Linked DNA regions of Homo sapiens: region 1 is linked to region 2. Evidence: chromatin loops called from intact Hi-C (ENCODE). Cell type or tissue: Calu3. All regions are shown on one strand.

Region 1 (8,000 bases), 530 kb before region 2:
TAGCCAGGCATGGTGGCAGGCGCCTGTAATCCCAGCTACTTGGGAGGGTGAGGCGGGAGAATCACTTGAACCCCCTTGAACTCATGCCACTGCACTCCAGCGTGGGCAACAGAGCGAGACTCCATCCTAAAAAACAAAAATGAAAACAAAACCTTAGCTGGGCATGGTGGTGCATGCCTGTAATCCAGCTACTCAGGAGGCTGAGGTAGGAGAATCCCTTGAACCCCGGAGGTGGAGGTTGCAGCGTGCCGAGATCGCATCACTGCACTCCAGCCTGGGTGACAGAGCAAGACTCCATCTCAACAACAATAAAAACTTTGAGGACATTATGCTAAGTAAAATAAGGCACGACTGTAGATGCTGAGGATATAAAGATGTATGACAGTCTTTGCCCTCAAGGAACTTGGTGAAATGCTGGAGTGAAAGTAAGTAAATAGCTAATTAGTGTTATAGTAGAGGCAAGGGCCGTGTACTAAGGGAGCACATGGAGGCATCCAATCCTAATGGAAGGAGGGTAATTAGGGATGGCCTCCCAGAGGAGGTGATGCTTGATCTGCATCTTGAAGGATGAGTGGGAATTTGTCAGGGAAAAAGGAGGGAGATGAGGAAAGAAGTTCTAACCGGAAGGACCAACATCTTCAAAGGCACAAAGGCCAGAAAGCCCCATCGAAGTGTAAATGTGTTGTTGGAAAAGGGAGAAAGAAGGATGATGCAGATGGTGTTCACAGTTGCTTTCAGGACACTGGAAAGATAGGCATGACCAGATCATAAGGGCAACGTATGCCTTGCTAAGAAGTTTTAAATTTTTCCTAAAGATCGTGCAAATGCTAAAGAAGTTTAAGCAGCAGAATAATGCCACTTGATTTGTATTTTAGAAAACAACCCTGACTACAGTGTGTGGAATAGGCTGGGAGGACAATTCTAGAGGCAGAGTCTGGTTAAGAATTAAGGCAATAATTGAGTCAAGGAATGAAGGGTGCTGGTAGAGGAAACACAGAGGAAGGGAATGTGTTTAAGAGCGATTAAAAAGGCAGAAGGGAGGAGGCTTAGAGACCAAATGGATATGAGAGAGGAAAGAGGGAGGAATAAGAGATAACTTTATTTCTAGTTTGAGTGATTGAGTGGATGATGATTTCATTCACCAAGATGGGGAACAAAGGAGGAGGGACAGTTTGGAGAAAAGTAAATGTCATCATTGGCTGGGCTGGCTGGAGACTGGGATATGACCCTCAGAAAAGAGATAAAAAAGAGATCCAATCATCATCATCATCATCATTTTTTTTTTTTCTTTTTGAGATGGAGTCTTGCTCTGTCGCCCAGGCTGGAGTGCAGTGGTGCGATCTCAGCACACTGCAACCTCCACCTCCTGGGTTCAAGCTATTTTCCTGCCTCAGCTATTCTTCTTCCTCAGTTCAAGATATTCTCAGCCTCCCAAGTAGCTGGGATTGCAGGTGCGCACAACCCTGCCTGGCTAATTTTTTTTTTTTTTTTTTTTTTTTGTATTTTTAGTAGAGACAGGGTTTCACTATGTTGGCCAGGCTGGTCTTGAACTCCTGACCTCAGGTGATCCACCTGCCTCGGCCTCCCAAAGTGCTGGGATACAGGTGTGAGCCACCATGCCCAGCCCCAGTCATCATTTTATGAATGAACTAGGATTGATGAGATTGCCTAGGATGAGAGAATAAAATACAAAAAGAATTGAGCAATTGCTGAGGAAAAATAAGATTTAAGGGACACATAAGCAAAAGGAACCCACAACAGAAACTGAGTCATAGTGGAACAGATAATAAGAAAATTTGGTATCTTAGAAACCAAGGATGAGTCATACTAGAGAGGCCAAATAAAGTGAGGACTAAAAGCTTTCATCAGGTTTAACAATCACAAGGTCTTAGTATCCATAGCGAGAGTAGTTTCGGTGAGATTGTTGGGAGTGGGGTTGGGGAAATGGAACCTGATTGCAGGAGGCAAGGAGGAAGTGGAAAGCAGGAAAATGGAGGTGGTAGGTGTGGACTCAACTTTCAAGATGAAAGAAAGGAGAGACCATACCCAAAGGGAAGTGTGCAAGAGGGAGGTGTTTCTTTTCTTTTTCTTTTTTCTATAGGAAAAGTTGTAGACATATCAGAAGAGGGAAAACAGTTAAAGATACAGGAGAAAAGGAGTCCTTGAATTAATTAGGGGGTGGAATGGGATCCAAAGCCCAGTGGATGATTAACCTTTTCCATGGTAACCAGAGGAAAGAAGAAAATAATGGGTGGGGATGAAGGGAGGCTCAGGAGTTTTGGCGGCAAGAAGTTAAAGGCATTCTCTTCTGATGGTTTCTATTTTCTGGGTGAAATAAAAACCTAGTTTATATGCTGTGAGGATAGAGCTGTGAGAAGAATAGCCAGTTTGAGGAAAAATTGCCTGAGGAGAGTGGCGAATATGTGAATACTCTCTGTGGAGAGCATACATGGAAGCAGACCTGTGGGAACGGGCTGCTGAAGGCCTAGTCAGTGTTCAGATCATAAATATAAAAGACGTATGTGTAGTAAAGGGTTAACTCTGCAGGTTCTGATTGCTCAAGCCCTGCAAGTTCAAGGAATGGTCTGTCTTCGGGAGGACTGGCCCTTGACCAACTCCTCATGCCACACTATATCAGTTTGACTAGATATGCTAACAGCGTGACTATGGTAAAGCCTGTTTCCGTATGCCTGAGGCCCTGGGCCATGCTGTATCAGTTTGACCTCCGGGAGGCTGGAAATTGAGTAGGTAAGGTCAGTCATGCAGGTGACGCATGCCCATGCAACTGGCCCGCAATAAAAACCCAAGGCTTGGGTGAGCTTCCTGCTCGGCAATACTTCACACATGTTGCCATGCATCATTGCTGGGAAAATTAAGCACATCTCTGTACAAATTCTTCTGGGAGGCCATACCTGGAAGCTTGCACCTGGTTTCTCTTGAACTTCACCCCTGGGCCTTTTCCCTTCGCTGAATTTTAATCTGTATCCTTTCACTCTAATAAACCATAACTTTGTATATCAGCTTTTCTGAGTTCTGTGAATCCTCCTAGTAAATCAGTGAGCCTGAGGGAGCCTGAGGGAGCCTGAGGATGATCTTGGTGACTGCCGATACAGCATCCACTGTCTATAATATTGAATAACTGGAGACATCTAAATGACTACAAGTAATAGATTGGTTAAATGGGTTGTTTTATCAATTCAGTGAAATACTAGGCAACTACTAAGAAATATAACAAAGAGGGATGTGGTAGCTATATCAGAAAGTTTTTTAAAATAATATTTTTTTATTTTGTGGGTACATACTAGGTGTATATATTTATGGGGTACATGAGATGTTTTGATATAGGCGTGCAATGTGTAATAATCACATTACAGAAAATGGGGTATCCATCCCCTCAAGCATTTATCCTTTGTGCTACAATCCAATTACACCCTTTTACTTATTTTTAAATGTAAAATTATATTATTATTGAGTATAGTCATCCTGTTGTGCTATCAAATACTAGGCCTTATTCTATTTCTTTTTCTTTTGGTAACAATTAATCATCCTCACCTCCTCCCTAACCGCCAGCTACCCTTCCCAGCCTCTGGTAACCATCCTTCTACTCTCTATCTCCATAAGTTCAATTGTTTTGATTTTTAGATCCCATAAATAAGTAAGAACGTGCGATGTTTGTCTTTCTCTACCTGGCTTATTTCACTCACATAATGATCCACAGTTCCATCTATGTTGTTGCTAGTGACTGAATCTAATTCTTTCTATGGCTGAGTAGTACTCTATCACATGAGTACCACATTTTCTTTATCCATTCATCTGTCGATGGACACATAGGTTGCTTCCATATCTTGGCTACTGTGAATAGTGCTGCAGCAAACACGGAAGTGCAGATATCTCTTTGACATACTGATTTCCTTTCTTTGGGGTATATACCTAGCAGTGGGATTGCTGGATTGTATGGTTATATCATAAAGTTTTAAAAAGCTGGTTTACAAGTAGAAATGTCTGAGCACATTTACTTTAAAAATACATATATGTATGCACATATATGAAAAATGTTGAAAGATAGATGGTATATAAAACCATTAACTAGTTATTTATGGGAGTGGGCATTATGAGAGAGACTTACATGAAATGCATTATGTACTTCTTCTTATATAGTTTTTATTTATCTATTTCAACTAGTATTATTAAAATTCTTCACCATGAAGAATAATAGATATTTATATTCTGGAAAAGAGGTGAAACGTAAGGGTTCATTTACTGACATTTTATTATGGTATCCTTAGAAGTGAGATTTCCCTTCTCAATTCCCTAAAATTACTGCATAAGTTCCTTCAAGGATAGGGGCAGGAGACACATCTCGATTGTTACTGAATGCCCGCAGAGGCTGGCTCAGTATATATCTAACTGGGAGTGAATTTAACAGCTTCTGTATTTAGGATTTTAGCCACTAGGGGGCATTATTTGCCTTTTGGTAAAATACGTTTTCTCTGCACTTGTCTTGAAAAAAGGAAAAATGAATATGGAAGCCCTGTAAGAGCATAATCAGGATGTTAGGCCCAAGGAAGGAAATGCTATCTTTAGAGAGGGAGCTGGGTTGCTTTCCCGTCAAGGAAAGGAGAAGAGGCTCTCTGTTTTAGGATTAGTAGATACACACAAACACACACACACACACACACACACACACACACACACAGCCACAATTTGTTTTTATCACCATTAAAACTGCAATCTTGATGAATATTGAGTAAGCAAAAATTTCTTATAAATGCTAAGAGATCGTCAAGTGTGCGATGGCTTGCTTTTTTGAGAAGGCACCCATTTTATGTAACAAGGCTGACCGCATGCGGATACACATGACCCCAGTCTTCTTACTCTAGTTGTTTCTCAAAACTTGTGGGCTTCTAGAGCATAGTCACAGTTGTGATTTATAATTATCATCTATAGAACATTTACTATAAGTGCAGATCTCTGCTGAGCAGTCACAGAGAAATTTCCCTTCTTTTGTCTCATCACCTCCTCATCATGGTCCAAATACAAGTTCCTCTTTCTATTAATATTTCCAGCATTGCCACCAGTGCCCTCCTGCATCCGTGAGTTATCAGTAACTGTTTGTCAATTTTTACAATTATGTTCTTAATGCGACTTAAGATCTAGGACAGATGTGAAAATATACTTTGAGGCTCCCAAATAACAATGTCGAACAAAAATATAAATGGAAGAATAATAACATGATTCTATAGAAGGTAGGTACCTAGGACGTGATGAGTTCAAATTTAGCACTGTCTTTGAGGCACATAGTCTGAGGCCAGAGAAAACCTAGAAGTGAATCCCAAGCTGCATCTGGGCCTGCTACTTACTAATAGGTAATCGTGTACTCTTAAAAAGTTATTTGATTTCCCAAGTCTCAGCTCCTTAATATGTAAAATAGGAATAAGTATAGGCACATTGCAGAGCCGTAGTAAGAATGGACAACATATCTCATTAGTGCGATAAAGAAATTCTAAGTTAAACCACTGCACTAGAGGCAGTTCAGAGAGGATGCAGAACAGGAGAGGCTGGAGCTATGGTGAAGAAGTGGCCTGGAGAAATGGCTATGGGTGACTGGTGAGAAAAGCTGTTGGGCAGAGATAAATCACTACACAACCAGTCCAGGAATTCAATGGCCATGAGAACTTAGAGAAAAGTAGATCTTAATCATCTACCCTGCCACAACCACATCCCTAAGTCTGCATATTCATTTAGAGGCTCGTCTTTGTAAAGATGTGTCCTCCTTCTGTAGCACCTATTATCAAGATTCTGAGGCAATAACTTCAGCTCTACAGAACCCTAGGACCAGCGATAATGGATTGGTAGTTGAAGCCCTCTCACTGCGTAGGAATAACTTGGCCAACTGAGCAAATAACTCTTCCTGCCCAACTTCCGACCCTCCCCACCCAACCCAACATTAGCACATCCATCACATTGTTTATCTGTCCTTCTGAGAAATGCTGGGGCAGGAACCGGTTCGTGACATTTGGGCCATGCTCTCAGTTCCTTTTTTGATTCAAGAAGAAATTGGTAAACAGAGAGTCAGATGAGTGGGGCAAGGGAGACCACAGATGTTCCCCATTCCACATCAGGGTTTGCTGAGTGACACTTTGCACAAACCCTCTCCCTCCATTCTTCCCCGGACAGACAAAATGCAGAGAATGGCCATGGGTCCCGTCACAACCTTGGAGAGCTTTTGCTGCCTGCACTTAGGCCAGTGTGTTATAGTGGAAAGAGCTCTGGACTTGCATGCACAAACCCTAGATTTAAATTTTGGTTCTGTCACGTAGTAGTTAAATAACTTTGGCCCAGCCAGTTAAGCTCTCTGAACTTCTGTGCCCCTATCCAAAAAAAGTTAAGGCCAATAATGCCTTCTCTAATATTCCCTAAAGGATTTTTGAACTAGAAAAATCAGAAGTCCTGTAAACTTTAGGTTAGTCCACAGATTATTTCCAAATCCTTTAAGATGTCATGCCAACAAACATATCTCCTTACCACCAAATATATCCCCTTCTTTCTCCCAGATGTCTCAAACCATACGTTCAATTGACAGTACAAACAAAATACTTTGGCGGCTGGGACAAAGAAATAATTCATTTTAGCTGGAGGAAGCTGGGAAAAATTCTTAGAATAGGTGACTTTAAGCTGGGTCTTTCCCACGGGTGAAAGAAATGAGGGATAAGGGCCTGGAAAGGGTGGTAGAAAGAGCGATGAGGCAAAGGTGGCAGAGACATGAAGGCTAAGACACTTGAAGTTGTTTTATTCAATGTGCCTGGCATGTCTAGGCAAAAAGGAGAATTAGTTTTGAGACTTTGCAAGCTGTCTTGGAACATGTGTTCAGTCACCCTGGCCACATCCGCCCTTATGGTGGCCACAGAGTCGCAGTGCTGTCATAGGCCAGGGCTCCTGCAGTCTCGTGTCCTTGTCCCTCACAGGCTTCATGTTCACAGCCCTCTCACAGAGGATCTCAAATCCCCTTACTGGGGCTACAGGGGTACTCCATGGGCAAGTCCCACCTGCTTCTATACCTTCAGGCTATCAAACCTTAAGGCTGCCTCCAATCCAAAATGATATTCTCAGGGCAGATGACTGCAGGAAGGGCTTGTAAATGCTCCTAAAAAGAAGCAGTGTCCACTAGGTGCCAGCATGAGCTTACCAAGAATGGTCTTGCCCTGATAGTCTGTTTTTTTGGTTTTCTTTTTTTTTTTTTTTGACAGGATGAGTAGACAGGCAGATTAGGGAAATGTTCATATACTGGGTACTTCCCTAGGCTTCTGGACAGACCTCCTTGTGGACAAGGGAGATAATTATGAGCTCAATATGAGAACAGTCAACTACTCAGCCTGGCCAATATGGCGAAACCCTGTCTCTACTAAAAATACAAAAATTAGTCAGGCATGGTGGCAAGCACATGTAATCCCAGCTACTCTGGAGGCTGAGGCAGGAGGATTGCTTGAACCCAGGAGGCAGAGGTTGCAGTGAGCCAAGATCGTGCCACTGCACTCCAGCCTGAGTGACAGATTAAGACTTTGTCTCAAAAAAAAAAAAAAAATACAAAAAAAATAGAGAGAGAACAGTCAACTAGGCTGGTAATTGGTCAAACAATCATACCAAAAGAGTACAACACAGATAGGTAGCGATCAAGAAATAGATTTCTAGTGAGATAGAGCTCCACCCAAATTTCTTTCATCTGCTTTATTCAATTTTTTAAAAAAGTAATTTTGATTAGAGCATAAAGATATGCTTACCTAATATGCATGTGTTACAAGCTGGGAGGGACTGTACTGGGATCAAAAATTGTCTTATTACATTAACAAAGACATAATTTAAAAGAGATAAATATAAGGTATAAGGTTTTGCATTTTGGTCCCCAAAATGAACTGCATAAACAAAAGTTGGGGAGCAAAGAGGTGTGCTTTAGATGAAAACAATCTCTCTGGTAAGTTTATAGGCAATAAGCCCAATGGGGC
Region 2 (8,000 bases):
GCAAGACGGCTAATTTATTATAATTTCTCCTTTTTTAGTACATGCACAGAAAGCCTGACAGCCAAGTGTACATGAACATACACACACACACACACACACACACACACACAGAGGCCAATTTCCAGTGAGGAACAGGCTCCACAGAAGAAGCTGATAGGCAGGGGGGATCAAACGCTGCTCCCCTGCTCACCGATCTACTTCTCCAAATACAATATCTTGGGTACCTAGGTGAGAGGATGGAGGAAAAAAGTGATGTTACTTATCTTCCTGTTGTGAGGCAAAACAAACAAAAAAAGTGGTGTTACCCAAGATCCAGAACCCATTACTGTGCTCAAAAGATTGAGGACCCGAGTCCATGCCATGGCCTATGGTGAACAGGAAGTGTTCTCCTTCTGTCCCCAGTGGGCGTCCCGAACTCCTTTGTCTAGGATACCTCTACTACACAATAGGCCTCGTACCTATGATGGCAACGACATCTGCCAACATGTGTCCCTTAGACATCTTGTCCAAACCAGCCTAGGGAGATTGAGATGGCAACAATGTTAGTTAAGACTTGCAAGGTGGGAGGAGAAAGAAGAGTTCATAAAAACCTCAACCAAGGTCAGGTTTAATTCATTGGAGTTATAGTTACTGGGATTGATTCTTACCAGATGGGCAAAACCAGGAGCCTTGATCTTGCATCGATAAGGGCGGCTGCTGCCATCAGACACCAGGTACACCCCAAACTCTCCCTGTTCAAGGAAGAAGGTTGGGTGTCTGTATTAACATGAAGAGTATTTTTCTCTGCCAACAAAACCTCTATTCATTCTGTTTTCTCTCTCATTGATGAATGAGCTATTTGTTAAACATCTATCTTTAGCTACCTACTCTACATATGGTCTTTTCCTTCCCCTCCTCTCCTTACCTTGGGAGCCTCAATGGCAGTATATGTGGCTCCTGGAGGAACTTGGTAGCCCTCAGTATACAACTTAAAGTGATGAATCAGTGACTCCATGGAAGTCTGAAGAGAGGAAACAGGGAGCATCAATAAACCATATCCAAACTCTGTCTCCTAGGCCTCCCCCAGCACAGAAAATAATCTCTACCCTCAGGGAGACTAAAGCCACATGTCAGTCAGTAAGCAGAGAGGATACAGAATAAAACAGGAGAGCTATGGGAGATTAAGAATCTCTTATATGGCCGGGTGCGGTGACTCACGCTTGTAATTCCAGCACTTTGGGAGGCTGAGGTGGGCAGATCAAGAGGTCAGGTGTTCAAGACCAGCCTGGCCAACAGAGTGAAACCCCGTCTCTACTAAAAATACAAAAATTAGCTGGGCGTGGTGGTGGGTGCCTGTAATCCCAGCTACTCGGGAGACTAAGGCAGGAGAATCGCTTGAACCCAGGAGACAGTGGTTGCAGAGAGCCAAGATCATGCCACTGTACTCCAGCCTGGTGAAAGAGCGTGACACCGTCTCAAAAAAAATAAAAAAATAAAAAAAACCCGAATCTCTTACTACACAGTAAATTCTCTATTAAAAGAAAACTGGGTTGGGTGTGGTGGCTCACGCTTTGTAATCCCAGCACTTTGGGAGGCCAAGGATCACCTGAGGTCAGGAGTTCGAGACCACCCTGACCAATATGGTGAAACCCTGTCTCTACTGAATACAAAAAATTAGCTGGGCGTAGTGGCACACGCCTGTAATCTCAGCTACTTGGGAGGCTGAGGCAGAAGAATTGCTTGAACCTGGGAGGCGGAGGTTGCAGTTAGCCGAGATTGCACTCCAGTCTGGGCAATAAGAGTAAAACTCTGTCTCAAAAAAAAAAGAAAACCAAAAGATAGGATTTAATCCAAGGATACTCCTCCCCAGCCACTGGCCCCTTTCCAACACCCCACACTTTCCCCCTCCCTGCAGCCAACCTTCATCTCTGCTCGCTTAGGTGGAGACACTTTGGCATCATCAACCTTGATCTCCCCAGGAGGCATCTTGTTTAGACACTGTGCGATAATTCTCAGGGACTGGCGCATCTCCTCCACCCGGCACAGGTACCTCAAGAAGATGAGACAGAGCAAGAGAAGAACAGTCAGAGGAGCAGGTATGGGGCTAGGAAGGATGCCCTTTGGCCAACCTCAAAAGGGTTAGGTCAACTCTCCCCACTCTTTTCTCCAAGTACAGCATCTCTGCTTGGCTTGGCCACCCATATAAACCCTGTAGTCTTTTTTTTTTTTTCTGAAACAGGGTTTCACAGCTCACTGCAGCCTCGAACTCTGGGGCTCAAGTGATCCTCCCATCTCGGTCTCCAAAGTAGCTTGGATTACAGGCGTGCACCACCACATCCGAATATTTTTTGTAGAGACGAGGTTTCACTTTGCTGCCCAGGCTGATCTCCAACTCCTGAGCTCAAGCGACTGCCTGCTTTGGTCTCCCAAAGTGCTAGGATTATAGGCATGAGCCACCAACCCCAGCCCCCTGTAATCGTTTGCTTCTACTCTTGGGTGCTTCCCCAAACCCTCTCCTTATTTTCTCAGAACATGGCCTGTAGTATTTATTTCTTTAATTACCTCCTTAAGCACTTTTTGGACCACAGGATGGGTGAGAGTCAAATGGACAAACAAAAATAACAGCAGTAGCTACCAGGTTCAAAAAATAAAACAAACAAAAATAAAAAAAACAATACACAGTAACAAATCTGACTCAGGGTGAGAAAACAGGAGGAGAATTTGTTTTTGGTTTTCGTTTTTTGTTTTTTTGAGACAGAGTCTCGCTCTGTCGCCCAGGCTGGAATGCAGTGGCTCCATCTCAGCTCACTGCATCCTTCACCTCCTAGATTCAAGCAACTCTCCTTCCTCAGCCTCCCAAGTAGCTGGACTTACAGGCATGTACCACCACACCCAGCTAATTTTTTGTATTTTTAGTAGAGATGGGGTTTCACCATGTTGGCCAGGCTGGTCTTGAATTCCTGACCTCAAGTGATCCACCCACCTTGGACTCCCAAAATGCTGGGATTACACACATGAGCCACTGTGCCTGGCCCAGGAGGAGAATCTGAAGCTTAGGATCTACTAGAAAGAACACTGGATCAGGAGGATTCTAGTCTCGACCACTCCTGAAGAATAATCCCAGCTAATCCCTAACTTTTATGCCTCAGCTTTCTCAGCTATAAAATGCAGCCAAAGCTAGCTCCATCTAAGACAAGGATAATGTAAAGATAAAAAGAATGCCATAGGCCGGGTGTGGTGGCTCACGCCTATAATCCCAACAATTTTGGAGGCCGAGGCGGGTAGATCACCTGAGGTCAGGAGCTTGAGACCAGCCTGACCAACATGGAGAAATCCCGTCTCTACTAAAAATACATAAATTAGCTGAGCGTGGTGGCTCATGCCTGTAATCCCAGCTACTCAGGAGGCTGAGGCAGGAGAATCACTTGAACCCAGGAGGCGGAGGTTGCAGTGAGCCGAGATTGCACCATTGCATTCCAACCTGGGCAACAAGAGCAAAACTCCGTCTCAAAAAAGAAAAAAATAAGTAAGATTCCATATATGTGAAAGTGTTTTGAGAGCAACCTCGTCTAACACACACAAGAGCTCCCACAGACACTGAGAAGTAGGGTAAAGAAGGAAGTGGCAAAGAGAAGAGTGAGGCAGGGGAAACTAGCTGGAATATCAGCCAAGAAAGGATTGGGGCCTTACCTATCATAGCAGTCCCCTCGAGAACCAACAGGAACATCAAACTCAACCTGGTCGTAAACATCATAGGGCTGGGTCTTCCGCAGGTCCCACTGGATGCCTGAGCCCCGAAGCATCACTCCACTGTGGAGAGCATAATGGGAATAAGGGCCACTCTCCACAAACTAAGTAAGGAGGCTCCTTCTTCCTTAGCCTCCCTTGTTGATCCTTCACATTCAGGGTATGACTAGGAGGATGCCAACAAGTCTTCAAAGACAAGATATTAGGCTGGAACTCCCCCACTCCCACCCCCACTCCTACGGAGAGAAGTTGTATTCCCCTCACCTAAAACCATAGTTAAGTGCTTCTTCTGCTGTTACAACCCCAATGTCAATTGTCCGATTTCGCCAGATCCTATTGTTGGTCAGCAACTATTGATCAAGAAAACTGGTGTGTTAATACTCTTCCTCACACTCTTCAAATATCTCTGTATTTCTCTAGCCCTTCTTGTGGGGGAGAGATTTTTCCCATTGACTCCTAGCTTACCTCCTCCAACTCATCAAGCCGAAGAGAGAAGTTCTTAGAAAACTGATAAATGTCATCCATAAGCCCAAGGGGTAGGTCCTAGAAGCCAAACGGAAGTGCTACTGAATGTGGCATAGCCTTCACTAAGGAGAGCCCTCTCAGCACCCCCTCCCCCAGCGATACAGGTTTGGAGTTTCCATCATCCAGCACTGCCCTCCAGTGGCCACAGGGAAAATAGGCCTGGGCTGGACATTTGGGGAAGCCGGGGACCTGCTCACCTGGTGCACTCCTCCTGGCCGGATATAAGCAGCATGCATTCGGGCTCCAGACACTCGCTCGTAGAACTCAAACATCTTCATAGAACGTGCTGGGAATTAGTGTCAAAGTCCCAGGCCCCCAGGTCCTATGATGGCCTACTCCCCCACTTTCTGCCTTCTTGTGCCCAACCAACCCCTCATGATATAGTTTCTACAAATATAACCCAAGTTAAACATACCTTCCCCCTCTAAATGTTCTCCCATGTTCTCTCTCTTCTTTTAATCTCCTGTCTCCTTTATACCTTCTCTACTTCCTGCACTTCCTTCCCTATTCCTATCCTTTCCTCCCACTCTTACCTTCTCCCTTTCTTCAAACAGCCAGAAGAAAGGGGTCATGGCCCCAAGGTCCAGGGCATGTGTGGTCACAGCCATGATGTGGTTCAACAAACGTGTGATTTCTCCAAACAGCACTGTGAAGACAAGGAGAAGACAGGATATAGGAGCCAAGCACTGAGGCGGACAGAGAGGTCTGGGCAGAGCCTGGGGTCTGAACACTAAGCTTGGGTTCAACGGGGAAGTGGTGGAAAAGGCACTATGCTATGCTCACAGTGGGCCACAGAAAAAGTTGGGGGGACATACCTCGGATCCACTGTGCCCGAGGAGGAGGCCGGATGTTTAGCAACTTCTCCACAGCTAGAGAATAGGCCTGTTCGTTACACATCATGGACACATAGTCTAGCCGGTCAAAGTATGGAAGGGCCTGGGAAGAGGGAGGAATGTGGGTCACATCTAACAGGCTCAGGAGCCCACAGTCTGGCTGCCTGAAGCCTTGCTCTCAGTCGGCACCAGAAGTTGGTGCTGTATAAGCCTTTCTAGTCTCAGGAGCCCCAACAAGGCAGGTAAAAATATCCCAAAAACCAGTAGTATTCTAGTAAATGTTTAAAAACTGGCTCTCCAAAGTGAGGGAGGACTCTGATTTGTCATGTTTGCCAATTTCCATGGTAAAAATACTCCCACAATGGCCAATTTTAAGTTACCAATATCATGTAACTGAATGCAGCATTGGGAAGAATACCACACCATTATACAGTATTTCCACCATACAGACACATTCAAAGCAAATACCTCAAAGGCAGAGCATAGTAAAATGTGGTAAAATAATGAAGTGATGAGCTTTGAATATTTAATCTTACCTTTGCTTTTAATATAATGTATTAAATCATAAGCTTATATAAATTAATTTCTGACAATGGCTATGTTCAACAACTGGCTCACAAAACTCCTGAAAATTTAACAACTGCACTCTTGCAAGCCCGTATGAGCTAGCTCCAGGATACCACTGTCAAGAGTCCTTGGCCGGGCACGTGGCTCACGCCTGTAATCCCAACACTTTGGGAGGCCGAGGCGGGTAGATCACCTGAGGTCAGGAGTTTGAGACCAGCCTGACCAACATGGAGAAACCCCTTCTCTACTAAAAATACAAAATTAGCAGGGCGTGGTGGTGCATGCCTGTAATCCCAGCTACTTGGGAGGCTGAGGCAGGAAAATCACTTGAACCCAGGAAGCAGAGGTTGCAGTGAGACAAGACTATGCCACTGCATTCTAGCCTAGGCAACAAGAGCAAAACTCCATCTCAAAAAATAATAAAAATTTAAAAAACTGACATACTGGTCAGGCGCGGTGGCTCACACCTGTAATCCCAGCACTTTGGGAGGCCAAGTCAGGGTGGCTCATGAGGTCAGGAGTTTGAGACCAGCCTGGCCAACATGGTGAAACCCCATCTCTACTAAAAATATAGAAATTAGCTGGGCGTGGTGGTGAGTACCTGTAATCCCAGCTATTTGGGAGGCTGAGGAACGAGACTCGCTTGAACCTGGGAGGTGGAGTTTGCAGTGAGCCAAGATCACACTATTGCACTCCAGCCTGGGCAACAAGAGTGAAACTCCGTCTCAAAAAAAAAAAAAAAAAAAAAAAAATTAGCCAGGCATGGTGGTGCGTGCCTATAATCCTGGCTACTCTGGGGGCTGAAACAGAATTGCTTAAACTCGGGAGGCAGAGGTTGCAGTGAGCCAAGATCACGCCACTGCACTCCAGCCTGGGCGACAGAGCGAGACTCCGTAGGGAAAAAAACAAAACAAACAAAAAACTTCAGATACTGAAGGAGAAAGGCAATCAGTCTTAAGAGTATCTGGGAGGGTTTTTTTTTTTAATCTTTTTTTTTTTTGAGACACAGTCTTGCTCTGTTGCCCAGGCGCTGGAGTGCAGTAGCACCATCTTGGCTCACTGCAACCTCTGCCTCCCAGGTTCAAGTGATTCTCCTACAGGCGCACACCACCACGTCTGGCTAATTTTTGTATTTTTAGTAGAGATGGGGTTTCACCTTGTTGGCCAGGCTGGTCTCAAACTCCTGACCTCAAGTAATCCACCTGCTTCGACCTCCCAAAGTGCTGGGATTACAGGCGTGAGCCCGGCCAGAGTGAGGTATTTAAGGAAGACAGAGCATCAGGTAGAAATGGTCCTTCCTCCAGAATGCCAAAAAGCCAAGTCCTAGCTGTCTGCTGAACCAGCTTCAGCTTCCAGGAAGAGGGTGGAGCTAAGACGCTACTAGCTGGGACAGCCTGTTCTTATTCTGATGTCACTGTGACGGGGGCTAATGCTACAGGGGTTAACCCATAGACTCCAGGACCAGAAACTGTCATCGCCGAGGCTCTCTTGGGGAATCACATTCTAGTCACTGTTCACCCCGACACTGGGCTGGATCTAAATCCTAATCCTACCATCCTGTTATCAGGACCTTTCTTCATGACAGTAAGAAAAAAACTTCAGATTCCTATTAGAGATCCAACTCCTTCAAATCTGACCTTCATCATTTGGGTTATACAGTTCTCCTAAAAATGGCAAACTGTCATAAACCCTCTCTGAGTTGCTGTGACTCATTGAATGTTTTGAAAACAAACGTAGACAGCTGGAAGATACAAGAATCAGCTGTTAAACTTAGCGAGCTAATGTCTTTTCTCTTTCCCTGCCCCTAGGGACACTGGCTTTGACGCACTAGTCTAACGTAAGAGCAGGGAAACTGAGGCACTCAAGTAATGGCAAAGGGGCCTGCCAAAAAGTCAGCCAGAGAAAAGCTGAGTATAGCTCCAGCTTCAAAGCACTGCTGCTAAATAAACCAAATCCTAATGACTCAAGCATCCCCTGCCACTTCCCTCCATCCACCCAACCAAGAGTAATCTCAACGGGTTACTCCTCTCAACACCTTCCTCCCCTCACGTTTTAAGGGCAGCAAACTGGCAAAGCCCCAGGCTAAAGCAACCCCAGATCCCGCCAAAAGGCTCCTGTTCACCCCCCACACCTGAAGATAGGTCTTGTATTCAATGAGCTTCTCAGTGCCTCGGTGCAGGAGCCCGATGTGAGGATCACACTTCCGCACCATCTCCCCACTCAATTCCATCACTAGTCGCAGGACACCATGCGCTGCTGGGTGTTGGGGCCCAAAGTTCAGGGTAATGTTCTTCACAATTGTGTCCTTTGGAGGGTCCACATCTGAGAAGTAAGAAATAGTTCAGAGCC

What was found. A loop is a pair of places that touch in the nucleus more often than their neighbours do. Peaks named below come from ENCODE experiments on the same cell type or tissue, not always from the same donor. Only the 100,000 strongest peaks of a DNase experiment are listed, where the experiment ranks them.
Region 1: a loop joins it to region 2, with 5 times the contacts of the local background. A loop is called at or near these places in 4 of 110 quality-filtered maps.

Annotation. Positions count from the first base shown.
Region 1 is chr1:161,738,098-161,746,097 of GRCh38, reverse strand. No RefSeq gene overlaps it. Among named protein-coding and RNA genes, the nearest start is that of DUSP12, 7.7 kb to the left of the region's middle. RefSeq lists enhancers at 1,895-2,054, 6,891-7,100. In Calu3, CTCF peaks have their summits at 4,270, 4,469 (motif pointing right) and 7,140 (motif pointing right); DNase peaks (open chromatin) are centred at 2,717, 4,447 and 7,177.
Region 2 is chr1:161,206,380-161,214,379 of GRCh38, reverse strand. NDUFS2 (NADH:ubiquinone oxidoreductase core subunit S2) reads right to left here. Exons shown (of 14, transcript NM_001377299.1): 3 at 7,783-7,973; 4 at 5,067-5,187; 5 at 4,785-4,897; 6 at 4,449-4,523; 7 at 4,192-4,269; 8 at 3,991-4,076; 9 at 3,670-3,789; 10 at 1,900-2,029; 11 at 905-1,000; 12 at 648-731; 13 at 459-516; 14 at 1-224. The coding sequence ends at 187. Among named protein-coding and RNA genes, the nearest start is that of FCER1G, 4.9 kb to the left of the region's middle. In Calu3, a CTCF peak has its summit at 4,372 (motif pointing left); a DNase peak (open chromatin) is centred at 4,359.